Linked DNA regions of Homo sapiens: region 1 is linked to region 2. A link is an interaction called in ENCODE POLR2A ChIA-PET data of the cell type or tissue named here. Cell type or tissue: PC-9. All regions are shown on one strand.

Region 1 (8,000 bases), 65 kb after region 2:
ACCAAGGAATTATAACAATTATAAGTTTGTATATATCCAATAACATATCCTCAAAATATATACTTAAAAACTGACAGAATGAAAGGTAGAAAAATTCATCATCTCAGTGAGAGATTTTGCTTATCCTTCCCAGTAATTGACAGAACAAGCAGACTGAAAAATTGTAGATAGAAACTTTGATCAATACAATTAATGAATTTGACCCAATCTATGTGCACCAAATTCTGCAATTACAACTACAGATTGATTATATTGTATAGTCTATTCAAGTGCATGTCTATCACTCAGCAAAAATGATCATATCCAGGCCATAAGAATAGTCTCAAAAAAAAAGACTAAAATGTTAATAGCGTGTTCTTTGACAATAGCTGGATTAAGCTAGAAATCAACAAAAAGATTTTTAGAATATCCTAAACCGTTGGAAATTAAGTAATAAATGTCTAATAACTTATGGTCAAAGAAAAAACACATGGATATTTTTAAATATTTTGAGCAGAAAAAATGTGACAGAATTTAAGAGCATACTATTAAAGCCATGCTTGAGGAAAATGCAGAGCTTCGAATGCATATGTTAGAAAAGTTGAAAATCAATAATCTAAGTAGCATTTTCACAAAGTTAGAAAAAACAGAAAACCTAAAGCCAAAAATATTAGGAAAGAACAAACTATGAACAGAAATGAATAAATTAGAAAATAAGCATACAATAGCAAAAAAAAGTCAAAATAAGTTCACTGATAAAATAATAAATTTGATAAACCCCAGGCAAGACTGATCAAGGGGGGAAAAAAGGCACAGATTGTAAATATCAAAAATGAAAAGGGAGGCACTATTCAGCTACTTACACCAATCTCTCTCCTAAACATAGACAAATTCTCAAACAAAATTTCACTAAATTGAGTCCAACAAAACACTAAAATAATAGCACATCAGTTGGATTTATTATAGAAATGCAAAACTGTTCTAACATTTTTTTAAAATGTGATTACCATATTGACAAAATAAAGGAGGAACAAATCATATCATCATCTCGATAAATGCGGAAAATCATTTGCTAAAACTCAACACATGTTCATGATTAAAATATCTATTAATTAGAAATAAGAGATCTTCTTAATCGATAAAAAGGTTTCAACAACACTTGTAAGCAAGAGCCATATTTTAAATATTGAATGCTTTCCCCCTGAAATTGGGAATAAGACAAAGTACATGCTATCACCATTTCTATTCAAAATTATAATTGAGGTCCTAGATAGAGCAATGAGGCAATAAAAAAAAGTGTAAGATACAAGAATCAGGCAAGAAAGAAACAAAGCTCTTTATTCATCACATACAGTGATGTACACAGAAAATCCAAATCATTCTACAAATAAGTTATTAAGATTAAGAAGTGAATGCAGCAAAATCCCTAGAATCAAGGTCAAGATACAAAAATGCATTTATGCCCGGGCACAGTGGCTCACGCCTGTAATCCCAGCACTTTGGAAGGCTGAGGCGGGTGGATCACGAGGTCAGGAGATCAAGATCATCCTGGCTAACAAGGTGAAACCCCATCTCTACTAAAAATACAAAAAATTAGCCAGGCGTGGTGGCAGGCGCCTGTAGTCCCAGCTACTCAGGAGGCTGAGGCAGGAGAATGGCATGAACCTGGGAGGCAGGGCTTGCAGCGAGCCCAGATCGCGCCACTGCACTCCAGTGTGGGCAACAGAGAGAGACTCTGTCTCAAAAAATAAAAATAAAAAAATAAAAATAAATACAAAATAAAAAAATAAAAACAAAAATGTATTTATATACACAAGAAACAAAAAATTACAAGGTGAAAAGATGGCATTTGCAATAACAACAAAAAGAACAAATCTAATGAAAGAAGTACAATACTACAGAGAGAACTTCAAAACATTACTTAGAGAAATTAAAGACAACATAATTAAATGGAGAGCTATATTGTGTTCATTGATTAGAAGACTCAATATTATAAAAATGTCAACTCTCCCAAACTGATCTACACAGTCAATGCAATTCCAATCAAAATCTATCAGGTTGTTTGTGGAAACTGACAGGATGATACTAAAATTTGTATGTAAACGCCAAACACTAAAAATGGGCTAAAAGAAAATCAAGACAAAAAACAAAACTGAAGAACTTATACTACCTGATATCAGGATTACATCAATGTAAAACACTTTTTGGTTTTGTTTTTTTGAGACAGGGTCTTGCTCTTGTTGCCCAGGCTAGAGTGCAGTGGTGCAATCTTGGCTCACTACAACCTCTGCCTCCTGGGTTCAAGCAATTCACATGCCTCAGCCACCCAAGTAGCTGGGATTACAGGCGTGAACCACCACACCTGGCTTATTTTTGTATTTTTAGTAGAGACGGGGTTTCACCATGTTGGCCAGGCTGGTCTCAAACTCCTGACCTCAGGTGATCCACCCACCTCGGCCTCCCAAAGTGCTGGGATTATGTAAGACACTTTATTAGACAAATACATCATAAGGACAAAATACAGAATCCAGACAGAGATTCACAAGCATATGATTACTTATTTTTATGAAAAGAATGCCACTGCAATTTAATGGAGAAGAGATAATATTTTCAATAAATAACGCTGGGTCAACAGGATATTTACATAGATAAAAATCATTTTGACCCTTACCTCACACCCTACACAAAAATCAATTCAAAGGGGTTATAGATCTAAATGTGAAAAGTAAAACAATAAAACTTCTTGGTAGCATAGGAGAATATCTTCATGATATTGGAGCAGGCAAAAAATTCTTAAAGAAGACACAAAAAGCACTAACATTAAAAGAAGATGTATAAATGAGTTCATTAAAATTAAACACTTCTCATTGAAAAATTATAAGAGTTAAAAGCAAGCTACAGTGTGGAAGAATTCTGTAACACATACATTGCACAAAGGACTTCTATCTAGAAAATATAAAGAACTCCATAAAAATCAATAAGAAAAAGGCCAGGCGCAGTGGCTCACGCCTGTAATCCCAGCACTTTGGGAGGGCGAGGTTGGCAGATTACGAGGTCAGGAGATTGAGACCATCCTGGCTATCACGGTGAAACCCCGTCTCTACTAAAAAAAAAAAAAAAAAAAAAAATACAAAAAATTAGCCAGGCATGGTGGCGGGCGCCTGTAGTCCCAGTTACGCAGAGACCGAGGCAGGAGAATGGCGTGAACCCGGTAGGCGGAGTTTGCAGTGAGCGGAGACTGCACTCCAGCCTGGGCGACGACAGAAACTCTGTCTCAAAAAAAAAAAAAAAAAAAAAAACAGTAAGAAAAAGATAATCTTTTTTAATGGACAAAAATATTTGAACTGGCATTTCATGGAAGAGGCTATCCAAATGGCTAATAAAACATGAAAAAATGCTCAATATCACTTATTAGGAAAGTACAAATAAAAACTACAATGAGATATCATTTTTCATCTGCTACTATGACTGGCAATACCAACTATGAGCAAGAATGAGAAACAACTAGAACTTTCATACACTGATGTTGAGAATGTCGCCGATATAACCACCTGGACAACTGTTTGGCAAATGTTTGATAGCAGTATCACAGCTAAATCATACATATAACCCATGACCTTTCTACTTCTACACAGATGCACAACAGAAATGCTCACATACACATGTATAAGAATGTTTATAGCAGCACTATTTGTAATAGGTGAAATGGGAACAACCCAAATGTCTATGAACAGTAAATGATTTTAAAAATTGTGCTACAGGCAGCAATGAAATACTATACCAAAATGAGAGAGACAAAAAACAAACTATTACTACATCCAGCAGCAAGGATGAATATCCCAAATAGTTGGTGAAAGCTATCATACACACACACATAAAGTACACACTGCCTGATTCCATTTGTATAAAGTTCTAAACTGGGCAAAACTAATCAACAGTGTTAGAATTCAGACTATGGGTCACCTTTGGGGGCAGGTAATAACTGAAAAAGGCAAAGGAAGGATTTGGGGGTAATAGTAATCTTCTATTTTTTGATGTGAGTAGTAGTTACACAGGAGACTCACTTGAAAATGCATAAAAGCTATATATCCTTACGATTCGTGCACTTTTCTATATGTATGTTAACCTTCAATAACAAATGTATTTAAAAATAAAAGTAATGCTTCCTATGTCTATACAAGATACATACAACACAAAACAAGTAATGTGATTGTGAAAAGTCTATATGCAACACCATGAGAGACTTTCTAAAACTCAAATCTGATCATTTACTCTCCTGCTCAACATATTTTAACGTCTTCCTAATCTGGCCTCTGTCTACCTCACCAGCCACATCTCTTACTCCTTTCTCCTCCTCGACCTCACTCCACCCCCTCCCCAATTCTTTTTACTCTCCAAAAGAAGCCACATTATTTCAAATGGATTCTAAGCTTTTATGATGCCCTGTTCCCTCTTTATAGCTCTTTTACCCACACTTACCACCCCAAACTGTCCCATATTTGCCTGCTTTCCTGGGACATCCTTCATCCAGTATAGACATCAATTATTCCCAAATCCCAAATCTTGCTTGGATGCCTCTCCTACAGACTCCACAGGCATCACACATATGCCCCATCATGGCACACACTTGTGTAATGACCAGACACTTATCTGTAATTTCTTCTGTTAGCCTCAGGAGGGTAGGGCTATACCTGATTTGTTCATCTTTGAGTCATTAGTGCCTAGCACAGTGTTACTTAAGAAATTTCCCACTCTACAATGTGAGATTTTTACAAGAGCTGTCTAAATGTTCCCCTTTTTAAACTGCCTGTGAAAGAAAAATTTATATTTATAGACCAATCAACCACGACCATGTAAATTTACTGCAGACCAAAGAATAATTGAATCTCAGTAGAGATATTATCCTGAGTTCTAAAATGCTTTAAGCTTCTCCTAATTATGTGTCCAATTGTTGACATAAAGCTCTTTAAGGATTTCTAACTCTTCCATCATTGTCTGTACAGATAGGGAAAGGGAAAACATTAAATTTTTTATGATGCTAGTTCCTTACTGATATGGTTTGGCTCTGTGTCCCCACCCAAATCTCATGTTGAATTGTAATTCCCAATGTTGGAGGCGGGGCCTGGTGGTAGGTGATTAGATCAAGGGGCAGTTTCTAATGGTTTAGCACAATCCCCATAGTGCTATCTCGCGACAGAATTCTCAGGAGATCTGGTTCTTTGAAAGTGTGTGCCACCTCTCCCATCTCTCTTCCTCCTTCCTGCTCTGGCCATGTAAGATGTGCCTCTTTTCCCTTGGCCTTGTGCCATGATTGTTAAGTTTCCTGAGGCCTCCCCAACCATGCTTCCTGTACAGCCTGCAGAACTGTGAGTCAATTAAATCTCTTTTCTTCATAAATTACCCACTCTCAAGTAGTTCCTTATAGCAATGTGAGAATGGACTAATACACTCATCAAACTGTATCAATAGCATAGCCCATTTCTAATGCCCCATTATAATAAGTGATGTCTATCTCAAATGAATCATAGTAAGATGTCTTATTTTTAAACATCTTTTGTAGTATGTATTCAATGTAAGATACATTGCTGAGTAACTTCTATCCATACATTATCATGATTAAGAGATCATAACAATTTCAACAATTTCAGTGACATCCTGTGGTTATAACTAATGTGCTATCTTTTTGGATCATCAAATGTTCTGACTTCCTGTGAAAACATCTTCTACTTATTAATATGTAGCTTGTAAGTCATTCCACTGTCAGAATCAGAGTGAAGGACTTCCAACTCTAATCTGCATATATGAATAAAGGCCTTGATATTCTGACTTTAGGAATACTTTCCTGCCAGCTACAATAATTTATTTGGTCATGATACACACACATATCTTGTGTGTGTGAAATATGGAAAATGCTGAATTGACAGTTAAGTCAACATACGGGGACTACATCTGGGAATACAACACAGGGATTACAACTTTAGGCAAAAAGAAAAAAAAAAGACATTGTTTCTGCCCTGTTGGAGCTTACAGTCTAGTGACGATGGTATCAATCGATCACATAAATAAATGTAAAATTAGAACTGTGGTAAATACACCATCTCTCACCTGGACTATTGACATTGGCTCCTAACAAGTCTCCCTGCTACCAATCTTGCCCCCTTGCATCTTCCATGTACATCCATTCTCTACATGGAAGAATATTTCTAAAATGTTAACCAAATTACTCCCATCTTTCCCAGACCATCTCTACACAAAGTCCTAGAATGGCTTCCTATTCCACATAGAATAAAACCCAAGTCCTTACACTGAATAACAAAGTCTGGAGCAATCTGGCCACCCCTTTTCTTTCTAACCGCATTTCATCTGACTCTCCTGTCTTCTCTCTCTGCCTCAGGGCCTTTGCACTGATTCTGTCTGAAATGCTCTGCTCTTGATCAAATCTTCTCGTCACTCAAATCCCTATTTAAATGTTACCTTACCCTTTAATCTAAGGTACTCATCCACTCATTTGCATTAATTATCTCAATTTTATTTATCTCTGCTAATATTCTTGTTTATTTATTTGGATTTTGTTTGTCCAGGACAGGAGAATAATGAACAAACTAGAAAAAAGGAATGGAGCTGCCAGCCAGCATTAAGAGCTCATGCGTGGATCACAGTTCAGTCTTCATAATCCTATCTAAATGGCAAACTACCTATGACAAAACAGAGATGGCATAAGCTTACCTCACTGCACCACCTTTGGAACTATTACAACTGTTGTAAACAAATCAAAAAAACATTGTTGGAGAAGTCACTCAGAAAAATAGGCGAAGGTATAGAATATTTGGATCTAATGAAATTACATTAAAATGCCTTTCAAACCCAGCAGATGTCATTAAAACAACTAACGTAACTGTGAGCGACGGAAATGAAGAATCCAACAGAATGAAAGGAGATATCTCAAACACTGGTGGGCACGGCCTAAAGCTGACATAGACAGGCTTGGCCCTCCTGTATAGTCATCATAACAACAGGAGACTCCATAACAATAAGAGACAGGGTGAGGAGTGACTCTGAATCAAGTCTAGGACTACACTATTCAACATGGCAGCCACTAGTCATGTTTGGCTATTGAGCACTTGAAATGTGGCTGGTGCAACTAAGAAGCTGAAATCTACATCATATTTAATTTCAATTAATTTAAATTTAGAAACTGAAACAATGAAAAATACTTTTCCTGCAAATACAACATTACTTTTTTGGTAAGGCCACATTTCTTTTTTTTAATTTTTTTTCCTGTTTTTGAGACCGAGTCTTCCCCTGTTGCCCAGGCTGGAGTGCAGTGGTGCAATCTTGGCTCACTGCAACCACTGCCTCCCAGGTTCAAGCGATTCTCCTGCCTCAGCTTCCCGAGTAGCTGGGACTACAGGCGCATGCCACCAGGCCTAGCTAATTTTTGTATTTTTAGTGGAGACGGGGTTTCACCACATTGGCCAGGTTGGTCTCGAACTACCGACCTCAGGTGACCTGTCCACCTCAGCCTTCCAAAGCGCTGGGATTACAGGCATAAGCCACCATGCCTGGCCTCACTTTAACTGCTGAAAATATATCCTCCAAATTGAGATGTTCTCTAAGTGTAAAATGCATATCAGATTCGAAATAGTTTGTGCAAAATGAAAATGTTTAAAATCTCATTAATAATTTTTATATTGATTACATGTTGAAATTATGGTAATTTTGATATATTAGGTTAAATAAAATCTACTACTAAAAATAATTACTTTTTACTTTTTCTTTTTTTTTAAGGGGCACAGTCTCACTCCATACTGGAGTGCAGTGGAATAATCATGGCTCATGGAAACCTGAACTCCTGAGCTCAAGCATCCTCCTGCCTCATCCTACCTCAGCCTTTGGAGCAGCTGGGACTACACGTGCGTACCACCATGCCCAGCTAATTTTTGCATTTTTTGTAGAGGTGGGATCTCACTATGTTGCCCAAGCTGGTCTTGAACTCCTGGCCTCAAGTGATCTTCCTGCTT
Region 2 (8,000 bases):
ACAAAAAAAGTCAATTCTGTGACATTCTGTGTTCCACAGAAAAGTCCTCATTGGGGTGATTCAAGAAAAGAACCCGGCTGGGCGCGGTGGCTCATGCCTGTAATCCCAGCACTTTGGGAGCCCAAGGTGAGTGGATCACGAGATCAGGATATCCAGACCATCCTGGCTAACATGGTGAAACCCCGTCTCTACTAAAAATACAAAAATTAGCTGGGCGTTGTGGCACGTGCCTGTAGTCCCAGCTACTCAGGAGGCTGAGGCAGGAGAATCATTTGAACCCGGGAGGCAGAGGTTGCAGTGAGCCAAGATTGTGCCACTGCGCTCCAGCCTGGGCGACAGAATGAGACTCTGTCTCAAAAAAAAAAAAAAAAAAGAAAGAAAAACCCAATTTTCTACTGGAAATGCTTTCCTCAAATTTAGGGCAGCAGATGTGTGTGGTCCTTATTTTTATGCTGCGTAAAGGATGCATTCAAGTAGAACAAGGAGCATGCCCATGTGCCCATCATCATTAATAGAAACACCTGCGTTTCTCTTAGCACTACTCTGAGAATTCATCACTAGAAAGCTCTTGGCTACCCATCTAGACGCATTCTTGGAAGTAGCCTGGGGTTCTCTGTTTAGGTCATAAAATAAAAATCTTGAGGAGATGAATTTCCATTTTTCTTGTGTTCAGAACAGTTTACTGTGGAGTTCCTCACTGAGGGCAGGAACAGAAGGTTTTTCTGAGAAAAGTCGTGGCAGCTGGGTAGTGTCTTAATGCCCTCAATGGCTCTTTATCATTCATACCTGGGAGGCCCACCTATTTCTGTTGCTATGAAGATTTGCAATGGGTTGAAGGAATGCACTGACTTTTGCTTTCATGCTGGAATTTGAAATAATAAAATGTATTCCAATCTGGGCCTTAGTTATCACACAGCTCTACATAAATCAAGCAAGAGGGCTGGTCAGGAAACTAGGCTCAGTCCTCCTATCTCCCTCCACTCATGTTCCCCCAGTTTGTTGGTTTCCAGTACCAAAATTCACAAGTTTCTTTTATGGAAACAATTTAGAAGACTGTAGCCTGTGCAACTGGCTTCCATCACTAGCAGCTTTGTGGCCCTCACCTAAACTCCTCTTTTCATCTAACCTTGGGCTCCTGAACACAACTTCATCATGACCTATGGCATATGACATGCATTGGAAGTGTAAATTGGATGAGAAAATGAGATAAATGGCCATTCTACATTATTTCTTATACGAAACTCTACAGCTCAAACCACCTTTGTTCTACAGCTATTCAACCAGTTATTGAGGGAACGTTTTCAATTATTGGAGGGCTGAGCCCGACGGGTTATATGACACCTTGGAGGAGCAGGAACTTCTATCCTTGTGCCTTCATCAACAAAAGAAAGAGAAAGGATAAAAGAAACACAGGCAATTGAAAGACATCTGAAAAATACTGGCAAGTAGAAAAGAAAAAAATTAAAATCACCTGCATTCTGTGATCCGCTGATAACCACTGTTCACACGTTCCCTGGAGTCACTACAGCCCTTTTTCTGTTTTGTCCCCACAGTTGAAATTATACCGGATATATGAATTTTCCTATTTTTCTTGTAATATGATAAGAAGAATATTTCCATTATTACCAGAGAAACTCTGTGGACAAGATTTTGTCCTAATTAGCTGTCCTGCCTTTGATCTCCTGTGATGGAATCATTCATCTAATTTGAAAAGCTTTTGTTTCAAAGTTTCATTACGTTCTGATTAAGGAGGGATTGGAAAGCGATGTTCTGGTGTTGCTGAGGTTTGTCGGGGTTTAAGTCCTGAGGGATCATCCACACACCCTCACGGTTCAAAGGAAGAAAAGCGAATGTTAACGGGGGAAGCATCCTCCCTTCAGATGGGAAAAAGTCAGCTCTAGACCCAGCTGGCAAATGCAGACACAGAGAGCAAAGGGATTACTGGGAAAATCAAATGAACGGGTGATTTGAAGGCCAGATTATACTTCTATTAAGTGCAATCAAGGCAAAGAATCTCTTGTGGGAGGCAAGCAGAGCCTGCAGGAAGTAAGTCCTCCATGGAGCTAATGGAATATGGACAGTGAAAGGTCTTCTGAAAGGAATTCAGGATAAGAAAAAAACACACGTTCTCTTTAAGACCAGACACGTGAATGCCAAGTTTAGATGCGCAGTTAACTAAAAACGGCTACGAATAGCGTAAATGGGTGCCTTATTTTAGTTATACTTGTATATGTCTTTATTCTGGTCAATCAAATTGCAGAGTTGGAAAGTGTTATGGGTTAAATTGTGTCCCCTGCAAATTCGTATGTTCAAGTCCTAGCCCCTCTTACCTCAGGATGTGGCCTTATCTGAAACTTAATTCGAAGATACAGTTGTTGGACATGTAATTAGTCAAGATGAACTCACGCCAGAGGAAAACTAATCCTACAGGACTTGTGACCTTTTAAGGAGAAATCTAGATGCAGACATACATACAGGGAGAATGCCACGTAAAAGCTGGAACAACACCGCCACAAGCCAGAGAACTAGAAGCTGGAAAGAGGCTGGAGCAGAGCCTTCCCTGGGGCATCAGAAGGAGCTTGTCCCTGCCCAAACATTGATTTCAGCCCTCGAGCCTCCAGAAAAAGAGAAAAATAAATTTTGTTGTTTAAGCCCTGGGTTTCCGCTACGTCACAGCAACTTCAGGAAAATATAGAAGGGGTCCTAGACACTATTTGGTCTAACTTCCTCCATAACATAGATTTCTTTCCCAACGTGGATATATATATATATATATATATATATATATATATATATACATGCTCCCTTTGTGTCCAGCATGGGTGGGTTCTTGGTCTCACTAACTTCAAGAATGAAGCCACGGACCCTCACGGTGAGCATTACAGTTCTTAAAGGTGGTATATCCAAAGTTCGTTCCTTTTGAGGTTCGGATATATCAGGAGTTTCATTCGTTAATTGGTGGTTGGGGGGGTTCAGTGGTCCCGCTTGCTCACGAGTAGAGCTACAGACCTTCCAGATGAAAGTTACAGCTCTTAAGTATAAGAGTCTGAAGTTGTTCCTTCTTCCCAGTAGGTTCAGTGGTTTTACTAACTTCAAGAGTGAAACTACAAGACCTTTCCCAAAAATACTACAGCTCAAAAAAAGCAGTACGTACCCCCCACAACCAGCAGCAACAAAACTTACCAAAAACAATTAATAAACAAACCTGTCACACGGTAGAAGAGAACCCAAAAGAGTTACCACTGTGGCATGGGGCAGCCTACTTTTATTTTTTTATTTGGCCCCCCCCCCCCCACATCCTGCTGATTGGTCCATTTTACAGAAAACCAATTGGTCTGCTTTACAGAGAGCTGATTGGTCCGTTTTGACAGGGTGCTGATTGGTGCATTTACAATCCCTGAGCTAGACACAAAAGTTCTCCACCTCCCCACTGGATTAGCTAGATACAGAGTGTCCATTGGTGCATTCACAAACCCTGAGCTAGACACAGAGTGCTGATTGGTGTGTTTACAAACCTTGAGCTAGATACAGAGTGCTGATTGGTGTATTTACAATCCCTTAGCTAGACATAAAGATTCTCCAAGTCCCCACCAGACTCAGGAGCCCAGCTGGCTTCACCCAGTTGCTACCCCAGTGGGGCTGCAGGTGGAGCTGTCTGCCAGTCCTGGCCGTGCACCCACACTCCTCACCGCTTGGGCAGTCGATGGGACTGGGAGCCGTGGAGCGGGGACGGCACACGTCTGAGAGGCTAGGGCCGCGCAGGAGCCCACCGCGGGCGGGCGGGAGGGAGACTCAGGCATGGCAGGTTGCAGCTCCCGAGTTCTGCCCCGTGGGGAGGCAGCTAAGGCCCAGCGAGAAATCGAGCACAGCAACTGCTGGCCCAGGTGCTAAGCTCCTCACTGCCTGGGGCCAGCGGGGCTGGCCGGCCGCTCCGACTGCGGGGCCTAGCCAAGCCGACGCCCATCCAGAACTTGCGCTGGCCTGCAAGCACCGCGCGCAGCCCCGGTTCCCGCCCGCGCCTCTCCCTCCACATCTCACCACAAGCTGAGGGAGCCGGCTCCGGCCTTGGCTAGCCCGGAAAGGGGCTCCCACAGTGCAGCGGTGGGCTGAAGGGCTCCTCAAGCGCGGCCAGAGTGGGCACCAAAGCGAGGAGGCGCCGAGAGCGAGCCAGGGCTGCCAGCCCGCTGTCACCTCTCACCTTCAGCAGTCTCCGTGGAACACGTCCAGTGATGGGACCTCACTGTTCTCGGGGCAACACCTTCCGTTACTTGAATAGCTCCAATTATTACACTTCATGTAGTACCAAGCTTTTGTAATACAGTTATTAGTAAAACCGACTAACGTTAAACTTCACCATTTTTTTTCTTTAAAGTTCTATTTTGCATTCAATAAAAGGGTGCTGTGTGGAAAAGCATGCATGCATCTGCCTCTTGGCCCATAATCAAGGCACCATCATTCACCTGGGGCAGCAAAAGTATGAGGCACTTGGATGGAAATAAACAGCCTCTGAGTTTTGACCTTGCTGATGGTGGTGAGCGCACACTTCACCCTCGCTTCTGTGGTTAGCAGGGCCTTCTGCCCAACGGTGTCCACCAAGAACAAATCAATGCTAACAGGCTGGCCGACTGAGTCATAAGAAGCACAATTCATGAGTGAGAAGCACAGCATCTTCCCTTCCTGCCACAAAAGGGCAGGGAAAGAAGTGGAGCCGTGAGTCATACAGCAGCGCTGGTCATGGGAAGATCCCACCAGAGTTGTCAAGCGGCCAGGAGAGACATCTCCTTTGATATGTTCCGTTACATTCCTTTTTCTCCAACCAGCCATATTTGAGGAGAGATTAACAGCTAGACTCCCTTCAGTCCAATTCAACAAGGATTTGTTGTGTATACGCTGACCATTTTCCCCGAGGGGAATGACTGCAGTGATGAAGCTGATTAATTCTTATGAGCCAGCTGGGAGGAGGTGCTTGGGGGCTAATGACTCATGATCAGAGATCAATGCTTTGGGGAGAGGTGGCAAACAGACCTCATTTCCAGAATGCCTGGCTCCGGATGTGGATGAGAAATTCAGTCTCTGCTCTGTAACGTGGCCTCCTTCCAATATTTAGTGACGAGATCAGGCCACTTCATTGGAGGAAGCAGATTCTGTGTTTCCACCCCCCGGGGCTGTTAATATTCTGAGACCCTCTCTGCTGGGTGCATCTAGACTTCTTGTCTCACACATTCACATTTAGTTAAACCCAATAAATGTTTACCAAGTGCTGTTTCCTCTGGACAGCCCCATGCTGTAGAAGTTACAAAAGTAAGACCCAATGCACTAAAGGAGCTTGGGGAGAACACAAGACAATTACGCTCTCCTGGCTTGCTAGCAGCAGCTCAGAGGCAATGCTGCTGCTTTTCCCCATGGGAATCAGTATCCTAGGCTCACATCCTGGCACTGGTAAGTGCTTGCTGTGGAGCACGAGACAAACTTCTAAGATGGACTTCATAAAACTTGACAAACTGATTTAGAAATTCATAGCAAAAGCAAAATATTGGGATGAGCAGAAACAAATTTACTCTTTGTAGTTTTGTTTTGTTTTTTGAGACAGGGTCTTGCGATGTTGCTCAGAACTGCTGGGCTCAAGCGATTCTCCCATCTCAGCCTCCTGAATAGCTGGGACTACAGGAGCATGCCACCAAGCCCAGGTAACATCGTTTTAAAGGAGACAGTCAGGTTAGGGGTCTCTTACTGCAAGATATCAGATTAATAGCTGCATGAAGCTCCTGTGATTAACACTGGGGAGTCATCACAGAACCGAACGAGTAGAACAATGACACAGAAGAGAAAGCCAGAAAACTCACACCAACCTGAAAACTTGGTAAGTGACAGGTGATGTTACAGACCAAGAAGTACTGGAGATTCCAAAAATAGCTGATGCTATTGATTATTTCCATAAAAATTAATTTCTTACTTCAAAGTTATGAGTCATTATTAGGGCTGTTCACCCAATGCACCAACTGTATCTGCCTTCTGGGCCCAGGATGGGGTTGTACCTCTTTGTCCCCTCTGAAGCTAGACCTGGTCCCTGTGACTTGCTTTGGCTGCTGAAACTGATCAGAAGAAATGTGTGTTACCTTCAAGCAGAACCAAAGCGCCATGTATATGACTCTCCACACCCCCTCCTTGCTGCAGGCATTTCAGATGCCCCTGTCTAGAAAAGCATCCTTCAACCTGCATCCCTCAGGGACTCTGATGAGCAGAGACGCCTGCAAACCCACAGTGGACATGCAGTTTGTATAAATGAGACACAACTTGGGGTTAAACCTCTGCGATTTGGGGTTGTTTCTTTGGTATAACCTAGTCTGTCCTACCTAATACAAAATAAACAACTCCAGGTGATTAAAGACCTGCATATAGAAATGTGTAAAATTTGAGGAAATGATATAGGCAAATTTGATAACCTCAGAGTATAGCAGGATTTCTTTTAAAGTTTTTAAACTTATAAACCATGAAGGAAAAGATGAATGCATTTGACTGCATCAAATTTGAAGTCTTCATTTCACCAATAAACACTACAAATTGAAAAGACAAGCCACAAGCTGGAAATGATATTTGCAGTGTGTCTAACTGACAAAAGATGAGCAAACAGCTCACACAATAATACCCTGAAGACCAATGAGGAAAAGACAAACAAGCCAAAAGAAAAATGAGCAAATTACATGAAAAAACAAGAAACATATGGAAAAACTGCTGAAATCAGTTAATAATTGGGGAAATGCAAATTAAAGCAATTTAAACCATTCCACACCCATCAGTTTGGTAAAAAATTAAAATTTGATAATACCCAGGATTGTCAAGAACATAAAGAAACAGAAACTGGTTTTGGGTGTTTGTTTGAGACAGGATCTCGCTCTGTCATCAAGGCTGATGATCTCGGCTCACTGCAGCCTTAACATCCCAGGCTCAGGCCATCCTCACGCCTCAGGCCCCTGAGTAGCTGGGACTACAGGTGTTAGCCACCTCACCAGGCTAATTTTTGTATTTTTTGTAGAGCCAGAATTTTGGCATGTTTCCCAGACTGGTCTCAAACTCCTGGGCTCAAGCAATCCTCACATCTTGGCCTCTGAAAGTGCTGGGATTACAGGTGTGAGCCACTGCGCCTGGCCCTGAAACTGTTTTGATAACATTGGTGGAAGTGAAAGGTTGGAAAAACCACATTTGTGGTATATGCAATGGAATACCACACAGCTACTTGTGTCAACATGGATAAATCTCAAAAACATAACGTGAAACAACAACAAAAACAATCATGTTACAGAAAGTTGTGTGGTATATGTACCATTTACACAAAGTTAGAAATCACCTACACTTTAGTAAATACATACGTAGTAAGGCAATACAGTGCACAGAAGAATGATAAATAACTCTGAAGAGAGAGGATAACAGGGTAAGAAAGGGGTACAAAGTTAATTATTAAGAGAAATAAACTAATATAGCACAACTTTTGACTGAGATTGGATATAGCTGGGAGGTAAGCTCATTATGCTGTTTTCTGTAATTTTCCATTTATATACTTTTTTTCATTCATAATTTCCCAAGGCCTCTGGTATATTAATAGTTTGGGTATTTGTCCCCTCCAAACCTCATATTGAAATTTGATCCCTGATGTTGGAGGTGGAGCCTGGTGGGAGGTATTTGGGTCATGAGGTGGATCCCTTATAATGGCTTGGTGCCATTCTTGTGGCATTGAGTGAGCTCTCACTCTAGTTCCTGTGAGATCTGGATGTTGAAGAGTCTGGCACCGCCCTCCCCTATCTCTTTTCCTTCCTCTCTTGCCACATGATGCCTGCTCCCTTTCTTCTTTGTCAGAGTGGAAGCTCCCTGAAGCCCTCCCCAGAAGCCAATGCCGGCACCATGCTTCTTGTACAGTCTGCAGAACTATGAGCCAAATAAACCTCTTTTCTTTGTAGATTACCCAGCCTCAGGTATTTCCTTTATAGCAACAAAAACAAACTAAG

The links. ChIA-PET counts read pairs that join two places held together with the same protein. Peaks named below come from ENCODE experiments on the same cell type or tissue, not always from the same donor. Only the 100,000 strongest peaks of a DNase experiment are listed, where the experiment ranks them.
Region 1: POLR2A ChIA-PET joins it to region 2 with 5 read pairs; 4 of 35 experiments call an interaction of 5 or more read pairs at or near these places.

Annotation. Positions count from the first base shown.
Region 1 is chr6:13,933,283-13,941,282 of GRCh38, reverse strand. The region is part of intron 1 of RNF182 (ring finger protein 182); the gene reads right to left. Among named protein-coding and RNA genes, the nearest start is that of RNF182, 12 kb to the right of the region's middle. In PC-9, no CTCF peak of the experiment used is centred here; no DNase peak of the experiment used is centred here.
Region 2 is chr6:13,998,452-14,006,451 of GRCh38, reverse strand. No RefSeq gene overlaps it. Among named protein-coding and RNA genes, the nearest start is that of RNF182, 78 kb to the right of the region's middle. RefSeq lists an enhancer at 4,150-5,349. In PC-9, no CTCF peak of the experiment used is centred here; a DNase peak (open chromatin) is centred at 4,771; H3K4me3 peaks cover 1,526 bases; H3K27ac peaks cover 2,324 bases.